2 separate regions of the Homo sapiens genome follow, and region 2 is linked to region 1. A link is a loop called in an ENCODE intact Hi-C map of the cell type or tissue named here. Cell type or tissue: heart right ventricle. All regions are shown on one strand.

Region 1 (8,000 bases):
TGGCTAACTTTTGTATTTTTAGTAGAGACAGGGTTTCACTACGTTGCCCAGGCTGGTCTCAAACTCCTGACCTCAAGTTATCTGCCCGTCTCGGCCTCCCAAAGTGCTGGGATTACAGGCATGAGCCACCATGCCCTGCTCTAAAGTACAGATCTTATCCTGCCTTCCCTGCTGCCCATTAAAAGAGTCTAAACTTGGCCGGGCGCGGATGGTCACACCTGTAATCCCAGCACTTTGGGAGGCCGAGGTGGGTGGATCACCTCAGGTCAGGAGTTTGAGACCAGCCTGGTCAACTTGGCGGAACCCCACCTCTACTAAAAATACAAAAATTAGCCAGGTGTGGTGGCATGTGCCTGTAGTACCAGCTACTTGGGAAGCTGAGGCAGGAGAATCACTTGAACCCAGGAGGCGGAGGTTGCAGTGAGCCGAGATCACATCACTGCACTCCAGCCTGGGTGACAAAGTGAGACTCCCTCTCAAAAAACAAAAACAAAAACAAAGAGTCTAAACTTTACTAAGATGATCATTTAAAACTTTTCAACATTTATTGAGCTCTTACTATGTGCTAGCATTGTGCTAAGGCTTTATGTATAAATCTTTATGTCAAGTGGTTATCAAAAACTCTCCATAAGCAGTAGGGACTACAATTATACGGTTCCTGTGTTCTAGAATAGTAAACAGGCTGAGACGTCATGTATGGCCCATCTGAGGCTTGAACAATCTCTGATTCCAGAGTCTAAGTGCTTACTCACCACCTCTTTCTCCATGTCCTTTACTTCTCATGTGCCTGCCCATTTTTCATCCATATAACATTACACAGAACTCCTCCACAGGCCTGCTTTTCCATGTTTCTGTCTTTTGTATGTGCCTCCTTTCTCCCTGGAACCCTTAATTGTCTCTTCTCATGCAACTGGCAAACTTACCTTACTGATCTTTCAAGATTCAGCTGAAGTGTTACTCCTTTGGGCCTCCTTTGCTGGTTCCTTCAGATGAAATCAGTCATTGTTTTTCTCCTTCTTTAGAACCTTGTACATACTTGTATTGTAATTGTTTGTCTCTCCTCCCTAGGCTGTTTTACGTGACACTGAAGGTATAAGGTATCTTACTCATCTTTGTTGAGTGAATTATTCTATCAACTTTAATCATTCCTTTTGTATTCATATACATTTGTTAATGTTTCTAATGGATGTGTAACATTATAAAAACTTTTTTGGGTGGGGTGTGGTGTCTCATGCCTGTAGTCCCAACGCTTTGGGAGGCCAAGGTGGGAGGATCGCTTGAGCCTGGGAGTTTGAGACCAGCCAGGACAACAGCGTGAGACCCCATCTATGCAAAAAAACCAAAAAATTAGCCAGGCATGGTGGTGCATGCCTGTGATCCCGGCTACACGAGAGGATGAGGCAGGAGGATTGCTTGAGCCCAGGAGTTCAAGACCAGCCTGGGCAACAATGTGAAACCCCGTCTCTACAAAAAATAAAAAAATTAGGCGGGCGTGGTGGCACATGCCTATGATTCCAGCTATGTGGAGAGGATGAGGTGGGAGAATTGCTTGAACCCAGGAGGTTGAGGCTGCAGTGAACCATATTTGCACCACTGCATTCCAGCCTGAGTGTCAGAGCAAGACCTTGTCTCAAAAACAAACTTTTTCATATTTATTTTCTACAGTAATCACAAGGAATGTTCTGTGTAAATTTTTTTTTTCAAGGATCATTTGAAGAGGCGGTTTTGCTTTCTTTTATTTTGCCTTACTTTATACAGTATACTTTTCTTGGAAGCTGCTTCCTGATTTCTTCTTTATACCAGTGTTCTTAGTTTGTGCTTATAATATTAAAATATTTTGTAATGGCCAGAGGCCCTTAGATGGGATTACAAAACAAAGAAGCGTAAGTATCCAGTTTTCTCTTATCATAACGCTCTGTTCTTTATTTGTTTTGAATGGTTAAAGAACTGTGTCACTTATTAAGTAGGTTACTTGGGTCATATATATGTTTTTTTCTTCCTTTTAGGAGGATGATGAACAACAAAGACTCAATAAGAGAAAGGATCACAAAAAAGCAGATGTTGAGGAAGAAATAAAAATACCAGTAGTGTGTGCTTTAACTCAAGAAGAATCTTCAGCCCAGTTATCAAATGAAGAGGTATAGTGAGTCTATAATTAAAGTCATTAAATACACAATGTCAACAATTTTAGCTTACTCATACATCAGTTAATTACATTGTTCATATGAGAAGTGAGAAGTGCATAGCTACGAGGTGAAAGTTAGATAAAAATGACAGTATTTTCAGTTGTTTTTATGGCATTATAGGTAGCACTATTTGAAACATGTTGCAGCTTCATTCGCTGTCTGAAATAGATGTTCTTTTTTCCAGTATTTCCAAAATTTAATACATTAGAATAAACCTTTAAATAATGTCTGCAAAATCTTTTTTGATGTGAATAGTACATGTTGCTAATACTTGTCTTTTTTGTTTAAAAAGAGATTATCTAAAGCGCTGAAATGCTTAACTCCCTGTAGCATATATGAGAGTATTAACCAGTATTAGGTTTTCATCCCTGACGGCCATGGGTGAGGTTTGGCAGATAACACCACAGGGTAAAATGTTTCAGGTACTAGGAATGGGTAGAGTAGAGAGACCTGGAAGTGTTAGGTGTTCTGTGGCCTTGTCACCTCTCACCTACAGTGTGGCAAGGGCCTCCTCATTGGGTTTCCTGCCTCAACCTGTCCCATTCCACTGCGTCCTCAGCATTACTGTCAAATTCATTTTCTTAAGTGCAGCTGCAGTCAGGCCACTCCCCTACTCAAAAACTACCATTGACTCCCATTACCTATATAATTAAGCACACATTCCTCACTCTGACAATTAAGGCCCTTCATCATCTGGATTACATTTTAGCCATGTTGGTCATCATCTTGGGCTGTATTCCCACTTGGTCTGTTGGTTCCTTCATTTGGAGTACTTTCCTCCCATTGCCTTTCTGAGTATTGAAATCCTTCTACTCATCTTTCAAAGCTCATCTTGTTATCAGTGAAGGAACTGCTTCTCTTATTGCCTTTAGAATAAAAACTAAGATCCCCCAAGATCCCTAGCATGGCATACAAGGGCATTCACAGTTGAATGGCCCTTCCAGCCTCACTTACTGCTCTCCACCTCTCTGTAGCCAGACCTGTGCACTTACTGTTCATGCTCATGTGGCCTGTCCCTGCGGCTTAGAATCACACTCACTTCCCTGCGGCACCTCCTTTCCTGGCCTGGTGAATGAATTGCACTTAAATTGGATACAGGTCTTGTCTTTACTTTCAGGGGTATCATGTTTCTATTTACTTTGCAGATTTACTTTGAGCCATACATAATCTACATCCTGGTGGTTATATATATGCCCATGCTTACAGATTGTTTGATGTTTAAGAAAAACTTAAAAAAAATTTTAGTAGACACTAAAAAGTGCTGTATATTGAAGTTGTTTTGTTCATTCTTTGTTCTGGGACATAGACTGGGAACCACTTGGTCTAATTCTGCTGTGCATTTTAAAAATATTTAGACTCCCAAGAGAATGTCTCAAGTTTTGGGTACAGCCAATGATTACATAGTGTTTTCATCATGCAGTAATCTATCCAGGAATGTTTGAAAAGTGGGAAAACAGGAAAGGGACATTTGTTGTGATTTACAGAGAAGTATTTTTATTTTTGATTCTCTCTTAACAGATCCGTAGACTTTCAGAGCTGGTGTTTTGCAGTTTGAATGTTGAATATAATTGTTTTGTATTGAGAATAATGACACAACTCTTGGTTTAGAGTTAATCTGAAGCCTAGCTAACATGGTGTGAAACCCTATCTCTACTAAAAATACACAAATTAGCTGGGCGAGGTGGTGGATCCCTGTAATCCCAGCTACTCAGGTGACTGAGGCATGAGAATTGTTTGAACCCGGGAGGTGGAGGTTGCAATGAGCTGAGATTTTGCTACTGCACTCCAGCCTGGATGACAGTGAGATCCTGTCTCACACACACAAAAGTTAATCTGAGATGCTTTGGAGAGTTGGATTTATGGCTAAAGATATTTGAAATTTGTAGACCTCACATTTTCTTTAACCTGATGCTTATAATATGCTTTTCTCTCTACAAAATGTTCATTATGGAAAATTTGGGAAGTATAGAAAACACCATTCAAAATAAAAATAACTGATAGATCATCCTACCCAGAGGTAACAACTAATATTTTGGTATGTATCTCTTTCTTCCTTTCCTTATTTTCTTTTCCAGAGATAATATATATGTTAACATATGTTAACATATTTCTTTTTTTTTTTTTTTTAATTTGAGACAGGGTCTCACTCTCACCCAGGCTGGAGTGCAGTGGTGCAATCTTGGCTCACTGCAGCCTTGACCTCCCGGGCTCAAGCGGTCCTTCTGCCTCATCCTCCTGAGTAGCTGAGACTACAGGCATCCGCCATCGTGCCCAGCTAATTTTTTGTAGAGACGGTGTTTCAACATGTTGCCCCGGCTGGAACACATGTGTTTCTATTTGCACTTTTTTTTTTAAATTTGAGACAGGGTCTCACTTTCACCCAGGCTGGAGTGCAGTGGCGTGATCTCAGCTCATTGCAACCTCTGCCTCCCAGGTTCAAGCGATTCTCCTGCCTCAGCCTCCTGAGTAGCTGGGATTACAGGCATGAGCCACCACGCCAGGCTAATTTTTGTATTTTTAGTAGAGATGGGGTTTCACCATGTTGGCCAGGCTGGTCTTGAACTCCTGATCTCGTGATCCACCCACCTCAGCCTCCCAAAGTGCTGGGATTGCAGGCTTGAGCCACCATGCCTGGCTCTATTTGCACTTTTAAAACATAATCTAGATTATAACTACATAGTGTTTTGTGCAAATTTTTTCCCCAACTTAAATCTACTCTAAGGTTTTGGCACATCATTAAATGTTTTTCCCTGAAATGATATTTAGTGGCTGACAGAATTTCAGCGTGTCAATGTACCATAATTCTTTTAACCAATTCCCTACTAATTGATTTGTGACTTTTTTTGTTTTTTTGAGACAGTCTTGCTGTCTCACCCTTGCTGGAGTGCTATGGCGTGATCTTGGCTCACTGCAGCCTCCACCTCTTGGGTTCAAGCGATTCTCGTGCCTCAGCCTCCCGAGTAGCTGGGACTACAGGTGCACACCACCACGCCCAGCTATTTTTGTATTTTTAGTACAGACAAGTCTTCACTATGTTGGCTAGGCTGGTCTCGAACTCCTGGCCTCAAGTGATTTGCCCACCTCGGCCTCCCAAAGTGCTGGGATTACAGGTGTGAGCCACCGTTTCCAGCTTCTGCCTGGTTTTTAATTCATAATGGTGACTGAGTGATGACATAGGGAGTTCAATGCCCCTGAAAAAAGTTTTGTGTTACTCACAGTTCTCCTGGAAGCAGAGGTACAGCACACCTTGCATGGCCACAGCAGGGAAGCACCAGAGGTGGTCAGGAGGCAGGAGCAGGAGCGAGAGAAAAGCATGGGCCATAGCTATTATTGTGGTTTCTTTGGGAAAAGCAAAGTGGAGCAGAGCAGAGGGTTTAGGACTGGCTGGTAATTAATTCCAGCAGCCTTTGGGGTATAGGGTCTGTTCTTAGCTGTCTGGAACTGGCCCTGGGTTCATTTAGGGCAGGGGAAATACTGGCTCGGTGTGTGACTTAGGTAAGGGAGGTGGTTGGGATATGGGTTTGGGATTGAATGGTTTGTGTGTGAAAGGCATGTTTACAGTTAGGTGAGTTGTTTATTATCTCTAGAAATTAGCTAGTCCTGGGAAGCAGTTTCTTCACAGCCAGCAAGGCCTCCAGTAAATCAAAACATTATGAAATACAGAAAATGAAAAGCGTGATTAACACACTGATAGTCAAGTTGGTTCCATTTTTTACTACTATACAATTTTTCGTTATAAGTAATGTCATAATGTTATATATAATTTTTCCTTGTACAAAAATCATTATGGATGCATCTGATTTTATTTTATTTTATTTTTTAGTGTGAGTTCTTAGGAAAAGAACTGCCTGGCCGGGCATGGTGGCTCACAAGTGTAATCGCAGCACTTTTGGAGGCTGAGACAGGCGGATCATTCGAGGCCAGGAGTTTGAGACCAGCCTGGCCAACATGGCGGAACTCATCCCTACTAAAAATACAAAAATTAGTCGTGCATGGTGTCTGGCGCCTGTCGTCCCAGCTACTCACTGTGGCTGAGGCATGAGAATCCCTCGAGCTCAGGAGACGGAGGCTGCAATGGGCTGAGAATGCGCCACTGCACTCCAGCCTGAGTGACAGAGCGAGACTGTCTCCAGGAAAAAAAAAAAAAGAACTGCTGAATTCAAGGATGTAAACATTTTTAAGATATTATTGCCAATGTAGTAGTCTGATGTGGGGTCTTTTGTTTTGTGTTTTTTGAGACAGGGTCTCGTTCTTGCCACCCAGGCTGGCTAGAGTACAGTGGCACCATCACAGCTCACTACAGCCCCGATCTCCTGGGCTCAAGCAATCCTCCTGCCTCAGCCTCCTGAGTAGCTGAGACTACAGGCGTGTGGTACCATGCCTGGCTAATTTTTAAATTTTTTTGTAGAAAGGAGTTCTCTCTATGTTGCCCAGGCTGGTCTTGTACTCCTGGGCTCAACCTATCCTCCCACCTCAGCCTCCCAAAGTGTTGGATTTACAGGCGTGAGCTACTGCGCCAGGCCTGTAGTCTGATGTTTTCTTTTTTTTTTTTTGAGACGGAGTCTCGCTCTGTTGCCCAGGCTGGAGTGCAGTGGTGTGATCTCGGCTCACTGCAAGCTCCGCCTCCCGGGTTCACGCCATTCTCCTTCCTCAGCCTCCCAAGTAGCTGGGACTACAGGCACCTGCCACCACGCCTGGCTAATTTTTTGTAATTTTTAATAGAGACGGGGTTTCACCATGCTAGCCAGAATGGTCTTGATCTCCTGACCTTGTGATCTGCCCGCCTCGGCCTCCCAAAGTGCTGGGATTACGGGTGTGAGCCACTGCGCCCAGCCAGTCTGATGTTTTTCAAATGGCCCTCACAACTGTTCTATCCCTAGCCCCTTCCCTCTTCAGTATCACAGCAGCACTGTATATGATACATAGCAGTGGGTGTTAGGGTTATTTGTAAACTAACAGAATGGCTTATCCCAGTTTTTATTAGGATACTTACTTGGGATCTTTGCCATAGTAAGCTTAATATATACGAGATTTGTGTTCTTAGCCATTGCAGTTTCAGATGAGTAACAATCTTTAAAAGGAAAGAAATGGAGGCATTAACTCAAAATTTGTCACCTTTTTATTACACCAAGAATATTTTTAAAACATTAAAAAAAATAGGTTACATGAGCTTGCCAGTAACAACAACTGTATTCCACAGTCTCCTCTGGTTCATTTAAAACAGGGCGTTTAACAACAAAACGTAGAAAGGATATTATCTTAAAACATTGTCATTTAAATGGAATAAATTTAGTTGGAAGGAAAACTTGTTACATTTTTCTTTAAATCATTTTTCTTATTTCCCACTAACTATGCAACTGCTTCATGTAATGGCACTGGTTTGCTTTTTGCCTTCAGGAATGTGCTGTACCACGTTGTTTAAAAATTGAGATAAAATTCATGTAACATAAAATTTAAAGTGTACAATTCAGTGGCATTGCATATATACACAAATGTTTTTAGTTTGAAAACATTTTTATCACTCCCAAAGGAGACCTCATAACCCATTAGAGTCACTCGCCATTTTCCCTTTGCCCTAGCCTCTAGTAACCACTAACTTGCTTTATGGCTCTATGGATTTACTTGTTCTGGACATTTTAAATAGATGGAATTACATAATATGTGACTTTTTGCATCTGCTTTCGCATAGTATACAACATTGAACATGTTGATTACACCTTGCTGGAAAATACCACATTCTTGGGCCGGGTGCGGTGGCTCACGCCTGTAATCCCAGCACTTTGGGAGGCTGAGGTCGGGGGATCACGAGGTCAG
Region 2 (8,000 bases), 52 kb after region 1:
CTAAAAAAAACCCAGTCAACTTTTTAAAGGCTGGAACCACAGAACAAATACATTACATAGGAACAGTCTATGATAGTCTTAGTATAAAAATCATGGGAAAAAAGCACTACATTTATTGAAGAGCTTACCTCTATGAAGTTTGACTGGACAAGAAAAGTCAGAATCAAAAGGGTCATCCTCTCCAGATGCCAGTTTCAAAGCAAGCTCCAACTCAACACATTCAAACACATACAGAGAAGGAATGAGGTCAATCCTGGAATCCCAGGACTTTTCTGACTGTAAAAAAAAGTGTTGTAATTTTGATCTTGCATGTTAATTTGAAAATGTACACAATTAAAAACAGGCAAAAAGCTGGGTCAGGGCCGGGTGCGGCTGTTCTTGCCTGTAATCCCAGCACTTTGGGAGGCCGAGGCAGGTGGATCATCTGAGGTCAGGAGTTCGAGACCAGCCTGGCCAACATACTGAAACCCTGTCTCTACTAAAAGTACAAGAAATCAGCCGGGCGTGGTGGTGGGTGCCTGTAATCCCAGCTACTGGGGAGGCTGACGCAAGAGAATCGCTTGAACTCAGGAGGCAGAGGTTGCAGTGAGCCGAGATCACACCATTGCACTCCAGCCTGGGCACCAAGAGCGAAACTCTGTCTCCAAAAAATAATAATAAAAAATAAATAAAAAAATTGAAAAAAAAGCTGGGTCAAACAGTACTTTCAAATTCTTAATTCCACCTCTATCCTAACAGTGCACTGTTATTCTGAAGACAAAACGTCTCTCTTCCTTTAGGAAGATGTTTGTGAAAAAAGCCAATTCAGTGATTCCAAGGCTCTTTGTATCTGTCCCTGAAGATTGCAATATAGAGACCAGAAAGTAACATGCAGACTGGTGGACCAAGTAAGTTGGGCAACCTTCTAACTTCTTTCCACTTAGACTGCTAAGTGTGCTTCAGCTACTTTTTTAACTGTTTAATTTCCAAAATATCAGAAGTTCCATAAGTAAGTTAAAATTCCTTCTCATATATTAAGCATTCATATTGGGTCAGGAACTATGCCAGGTGTTGAAGATACAAACAACCACAGCAGCCTGCACTTACCGTGTGGTCATCTTCTTCTTCCCCTTCTAGCACGACACAGTGATACAGCATTCCTGATTCAGTAGCGATCACTAAGATATTGGGGACACAGGGTAAGCAGAGTACAGCACACGCATCATAACCATAGTTATCTTCAGCCGCAGGATGCATGGGCAATGGACCCAACAGCTTTCCAATATTTCCAGGGCTAAAGAAGGAGTAAAAACATATTTGGGAAATGTTGACAGTATGCATGCTCATCCCATAAAACCATTCTTTGACTTTGTTTTCCTCCAGCTATCATACCTTCATTATAAATGTAGTGTATTCCCAATACTCCATCTTCTCGCTTTCCCACTCAGATCCCACCACTCTGTGTTTCTCAACCAGAGATAATTTTGCCCTAGCGGACAGTGGCAATGTCTGAAGACATTTTGGCTTGTCACAACTGGTTGTCACAATGTGGGGGGAGGTATTAGCATCTAGTGGTTAGAGGCTAGACAGAAGCCGCTAAACATTCCCGCACAGCACAGCACCTCTAAAACAAACAATAATTCAGACCAAAATGTCAATAGTACAAAGGTTGAAAACCCTTGCCCTAAATTTACTATGGTTTATGCTTTCACCACTCCACTGAAGCTACTGTGGCAAAGGTCACCTGTGAGATTTGCTAAATCCAAAATGCACTTAACCTTCTGCTGCATTTATCACTGGTTAACGACTACTGCTACTCAACAGCTGTAACAATTCTTTCTTGTAGTTCTCTCTTCCTACCTCTTTAAACACAATTTTCTAACGTCCTTTTCTAATTTCTGTCTCTTAAATATTGGTGTTCTCCAGGATTCTGTTGTATGCTTTGACTTTTTTCAAAATACACACTTAAATGAGAGCCTGTTAAACTATGCCTCGTTTTAACTACCATCTATATTCAAAGACTACCAAATCCTTTCTTCTAAAATGTAGCTTCTCTTCAAGGCTTTGGATCCCCATATTAAATTTGATTTGACAAATACTTATTATTGAGTGCTAGATGATACTCCCAGTGAATGATGGTTTAGTTGATGAGGCAGACATTTAACCAGAATTACTATACCATGTGATAAGTGCAACAACAGAAGGATTTATGGTGTACAAAGGAATGACAAAAAGATACAAAGATAATGAAGAAAGCTATAAAAAATAAATGAGAAAAATGAGAAAGAATGATTTCTGGGAAGGGGATTGTTGAGCATTCCAAGCTAGAGATCAGTTTATGCAAAGTCCTGGAAACATGAAAGACAAAGAACTAAGAACAAGAAAACTTATTTAGTATGATGGGAGGCAAAGTACAAGGTGGAAGGCAACGGCAAAATAGCTAGACAGACATCCAGGACTGGCTTATGAAGTACACAGTCTTGTGTGCTATGTTAAACTATTTGAAATCTATCTGCCGGGTAACAGTATATCACTAGAGGTTTAAATCAAGCGATGGAGCCTCACTTTACAAATCAGTCTGGTATTAGGGAGGAAGACATGGAAGGGTCCAAAATGGGATTTGGGGAAACTATTTAAGAAAATAAGCCAGGCAGATGGTGAAGTAGGCAGATGATGCAGTTCTGAAGCAGGGACAGAGGAATGCAGAGAAGGGTGTATAATCAGGGGTGTCCAATCTTTTGGCTTCCCTGGGCCACACTGGAACAATTGTTTTGGGCCACACAGAAAATACACTAACAATACGTGATGAGCTTTAAAAAAAAAAGAAAAGAAAAGAAAATCGCAAACAAATATCATAATGTTCTAAGAAAGTTTACAAATTTGCGTTGGGCTGCATTCAAGGCTGTCCTGGGCTGCGCGCAGCCCGTGGGTTGGACAAGCTTGGTGTATACTTTCGAAAAATTTAAATCACAAAATCAATAGAAATTTGGGACTGATGAAATGTAAGGATGAAGAAAACTTTTGGGTTTTGGGCTAACGTTACTAGGCAGATCATGGTTTGGACAAATGAGGGCTCAGCAGCAAGAGGAGAAAGGGTAAGGGAAGGTACTAAAGTTACCACAAAATCCTCCTGAGATCATGTGTGAAAGGCAGAGAACATTTCTGCCAAGGAGAATGCACTCAACAGTGAATCCTCACCATTCTGTAACCTACCGAGCTCTTTCATCTTTCTAATCTTTATGGTTTTGCGTACTCTCTTCTCTCTCCTGTACCCACTTCTGATTCTGTCTAGTGAATCCTTCAAGTTCAAGCTTTTGTAATAGCATTTCCTTAAAGTCTTCCAAGATGAGCAGGCCTACTCATTTACTCCATCACACTCCTGAAGAACCCGGTGATGCCCTGAGCACATGACACTGTACTATAGTTACTGGTTTAGTTGTATGCCCTTCTGGTAGTTAAGGAACCACATGGCAGGAACCTTGCCTTCAATCTTGTATTTCCATCTTCTGCCAGAGTGGGTCCTGAATAAGTATCTGTTAAGTCGATTTACAAGCGAATAAACTCTAATGCTCAGCCCTTAGCCTTATGCCTCTGCAGTTTTCCCTCAAATTCTTATCCTGTATAGACTCTCTCACCATGAAAGATGATTCTCATACCTCTATTTTAATTCTTCTTGTCTGTCATCATCCTGTATTTCCAACTGTCCATGGAATATTTCCATTTTATTGGTCCAATACTATCTTACACTGATTTACTTAGAAATAAATCTTCTCCCCCAATTAGCAGCCTTTACTGACCTGTTTCTGTTCATGGCATACTCCCTTATCCAAACAGTAACTAAGTCTTATTTATCCTTCCTTTGTTGTTATCTACTGTGTTTCATTTTTCCCTCTGTTCTATTACCACCCAAGTTCAAACTCTCATAAATGACAAGCTCAATTTTGCAAAAGCTTCTTTAAAAGTCTCTGTCCCAGTCCCCTCCCTAACCAATTGTTTTGTCCTTCTGTTCAGAAACCATCACTGGCTTCCTACTACCCTATTCCTACAGAAAAAAAACCCACACTCACTCTTTTAACGAGGTATTTTTAATTCCAGCAAATTTTCTCGGGACAGATACTCCAGCTTTATCACTTAATGCTCCCTACATGAATCCTCAGCTCTAGCCCAGAATGTCTAATAAATTAAGCTTGAATGACACTTGCACTTGCTTATTTTCAGACGCTACTTTATGCTGCCCTTGACAGAAATGGTCTCACTCTTCCTTGATACTTCATTTAATCCTGAATGAGACCTTTAAGTCACACATGACACCACTCCTTCTCTACGAAAATTTCCTTAACCTCCCAGTCAGAATGATCTCTCCTTCCTCGGGGTTCTTACTGTCTGTGTACCAATACTGTGGTATGGATAGTATTTTTTCATGTGTATGTATCTTTCTCCCCACAACTGGGACATAAGATACCAGATTACCACGCCTACGTGGTGTCTTGTTCATATAAGATAAACAATAAGCACTTGTTCGGATAACTAGAATTTGTGAACACAAATCCAGGCCTATCATAAGTGATTATCCAAGAATTCTATAGAACTTACCCAAATAATATGAAGAAATGAAAGGCCAAATGACCTGTACTAACTCTTTCTCAAAAATATGCAAGCCAAGCATGTGAAGGCTGCAACATTTCCACAGACTCAAAAACATGGCTCCCAAGTCCAGCCTCAATGATATCTACTGGAGCCCAAACTGAGTTTTCATTTCAGGTGGGTGACCACCTCAACTTACCTGTGTAACAGACTGATGTATGTCAGGAAAGTCTCTCCATTTTCATATAAGATGTACAGTGGGTATGCCACTACTTCATCTTTGCCGTTTTGTCCAAATAGAGTCTTTGGGACTGCTGCCAATGGCCCAAAGTCAAATGCAACTGCTGTCTCTCCTAGAGATGCGGTATACGCCCTTCTGGAAAGAGATGTAAAAACCAACTTGTTAAAAACAAAAACAACAAAAAGTAAAAAGAAAAACAAAACAAAACAAAAACACAAAATGTCTAATAACAGGAGGTGGGTATGTATGGAATTTGTAGGCAATGGACTGAAAAGACAAAAAATGATTATGAAGAATGTTAACATTTAAAAATTCTCAGCTGGGTGCAGTGGCTCATGCCTGTAATCCCAGCAATTTGGGAGGCCGAGGTGGGTGGATCACCTGAGGTCAGGAGTTCGAGACCAGCCTGGCCAACATGGTGAAACCCCGTTTCTACTAAAAATACAAAAATTAGTTGGGCGTGGTGGCAGGTGCCTGTAGTCCCAGCTACTTGGGAGGCTAAGGCAGGAGAATTGCTTGAACCTGGGAGGCGGAGGTTGCAGTGAGCCGAGATTGTGCCATTGCACTCCAGCCTGGGCGACAAGAGCGAAACTCCGTCTCAAAAAAAAAAAAAAAAAAAAAATTCTCATGAAATTAAGTGAAAAAAGCTGGCCATAAAATTATTTGGTTCTACTCTCATCTTAAATAGTTTAAATACACAGATATACAAATAGCAAAAATTTATTATATACACACACATAAATGCAAAAAGGAAACAGGAAAACACATGAAAACATCAACAGTTGTCTCTGAGCAGCAGGATCCGTAAGTTCTACAAATACTCGCAAAGCACCTACTCTGTGCCAGGTACTTTTCTAGGGTCTGGGAATATGTCAGTGAATTAAACAAATGTCCTGCCCTCTAGAGAGAGAAATACCACAAAAAGAGAAGAAATAAAGATGGAACATAAACTCAGAAAATATCATGAAAAATAAAGTAGGGTAAGAGGGTATTGATGGAGGTGCTACTTTAGACTACTTGGTATAGGAAAGACTCTGATAAGATATTTGAGCAAAGATCTGAAGGAAGTAAGAGAGCAAGTCTGTGGTTAACTAGGGAAGGAGCAGTTGAGGTGGAGAGCAAATGCTCTAAGGTAGAAGTGCTTAATGTCTGTGGAATGGCAAGGAGGCCAAGGTGCCTGGAGCCCAGAGAGCCAGGGCACAGAGGGAGGAATGAAGCTGGAAAGGCAATCAGGTGGCATACCTGTGGACCCTTTATAGGTAAAGACTCTGGGAAATCAATGGGGTATGGAGAGCAGGGAAGTAGAATGATCTGATTAAACTGATCTGATTAAACTTAGATTAAAGTAGAATGATGTGATTAAACTTTGGGTGCTGTATTGAAACAGGCTATAGCTATAGGAGATTACAAAGATTTTCATTTTCTTCCTAATACTTTGATCTATTTTTCTCAATTTTCTACAGCAAATATACATTACATGTATATCAAGAAGGCAAATCATAAAACCATGCTGTTTTTATATTTAAAATTTACTGTAGTTATTCAGGAAGATTCTAGTTCAATACAAAGTTAACAAATATGGTTAAAATGAAATCACAATTTCATATAGTTGAGAGAGCAAACATCAATGCAAGATATTATCTTAGTTTCTTTATCACATAGAAAGGTGATAAAGAAATGAATGGTGGCTCAGGCCTGTAATTCCAGCACTTTGGGGAGGCTGAGACGAGCAGGATCACTTGAGCCTAGGAGTTCCAGACCAGCCTGGCCAACACGACGAATCCCTGTTCTACTAAAAATACACTTACTTCTCACATTACCAAAAGCATGCTAGTCACCTCTGAAAAACCTTGCAACCTGTTAAAATTGCATTTATAATCCCAATAAGCTAATTAAAAAACCATTTCAAGACTCAAATAAAAACTTACCCTTTATTGAGTACTAGACTTTCCTCTTCGGCTTCTGAAAGTATTATCACGTTAGTGGGTGTCTGCGGCTCACGTAGTGAGTAAATTCTAGCAACCAAAAGAGAAGAAAACCAGCACTTAAAATTCTGTTTTCATTTCCCAAAACTGCACTTTCCTCTCCATCTAGTCAGTTCTTGAGAATTTTCTAACACTTATCACAACTATTTCTTTGCAAAAATCTTGCTGTTGCAAAGTAGTCTAGTTCATTTATTCTTTAACTACATAAGGGAGTTTCATTGGGGCCTGAAGAAATGTTCTCTATCCTTACCAATACCCTTTAACAGCCTATTCCATAACATCGCACCTCTGTCACTTCCGTCCTGAGCCCTTAGCTATACTCGCCTTGTCCAGTCATCTCACTATTGCCCCTAAGCTTGCCAGTTTTCCTTCAACTACACACATCTATCTCTGCCTATTGGACACCAAATCCCACCAGAGAAAGAACTGTATCTTATTCTTTATATGCCAACTGGCTGACAGAGTGAGTGATATTTAGCCTGCAAATCTACTTATGTGTTTGTTATATAAAAACCCAATATTGGCCAAGCACGGTGGCTCACACCTGTAATCCTAGCACTTTGGGAGGCCGAGGTGAGCAGATCACTTGAGGTCAGGAGTTCGTGACCAGCCTGGCCAACATGATGAAACCCCGTCTCTACTAAAAATACAAAAATTATTTGGGTGTGGTGGCACACACCTGTAATCCCAGCTACTCGGGAGGCTGAGGCAGGAGAATCACTTGAACCTGGGAGGTGGAGGTTGCGGTGAGCTGGAGGCTGGAGTGAGCCAAGATCACGCCACTGCACTCCAGCCTGGGCGACAGAGCGAGACTCCATTTCAAAAAAAAAAAAAAAAACCAAACAAACAAACCCAGTATCGTATCATCTCTATTTTCAAGGGAAAGTATAATACTGAATTTTTTTAACCAAAATTATTTTAATTTAAAGTAACCTACATTTCACAGCATATAAGGCTATTGTGAAAAAGGGAATTTTCAAAAGGCCAGTAATGTCATTTTAGAAATCCAGTGTCCCTTATAATCACTTATTTTGTCTGACGCCACTAAGAATTTTTTAACTTGGTTTCTTCCAATATCAATAAAATGCCACATTAAGTATTTAATAAATTTTTAATGATAACTTGATCCATTTGAATACACATTTATTACAGTCTTCCTAGGTTCCTACAAGCGTTACTAACTTCAAAATACACATAAATACTAGGCAATA

What was found. Peaks named below come from ENCODE experiments on the same cell type or tissue, not always from the same donor. Only the 100,000 strongest peaks of a DNase experiment are listed, where the experiment ranks them.
Region 2: it touches region 1 in a loop (2.4-fold over the local background); 8 of 110 quality-filtered maps call a loop at or near these places.

Annotation. Positions count from the first base shown.
Region 1 is chr17:5,352,353-5,360,352 of GRCh38, forward strand. RABEP1 (rabaptin, RAB GTPase binding effector protein 1) reads left to right here. Exons shown (of 18, transcript NM_004703.6): 8 at 2,007-2,138. Among named protein-coding and RNA genes, the nearest start is that of NUP88, 63 kb to the right of the region's middle. In heart right ventricle, no CTCF peak of the experiment used is centred here; a DNase peak (open chromatin) is centred at 3,203; H3K27ac peaks cover 1,725 bases.
Region 2 is chr17:5,403,971-5,411,970 of GRCh38, forward strand. NUP88 (nucleoporin 88) reads right to left here. Exons shown (of 17, transcript NM_002532.6): 4 at 6,733-6,819; 5 at 4,763-4,939; 6 at 1,087-1,273; 7 at 129-276. Among named protein-coding and RNA genes, the nearest start is that of NUP88, 12 kb to the right of the region's middle. In heart right ventricle, no CTCF peak of the experiment used is centred here; no DNase peak of the experiment used is centred here.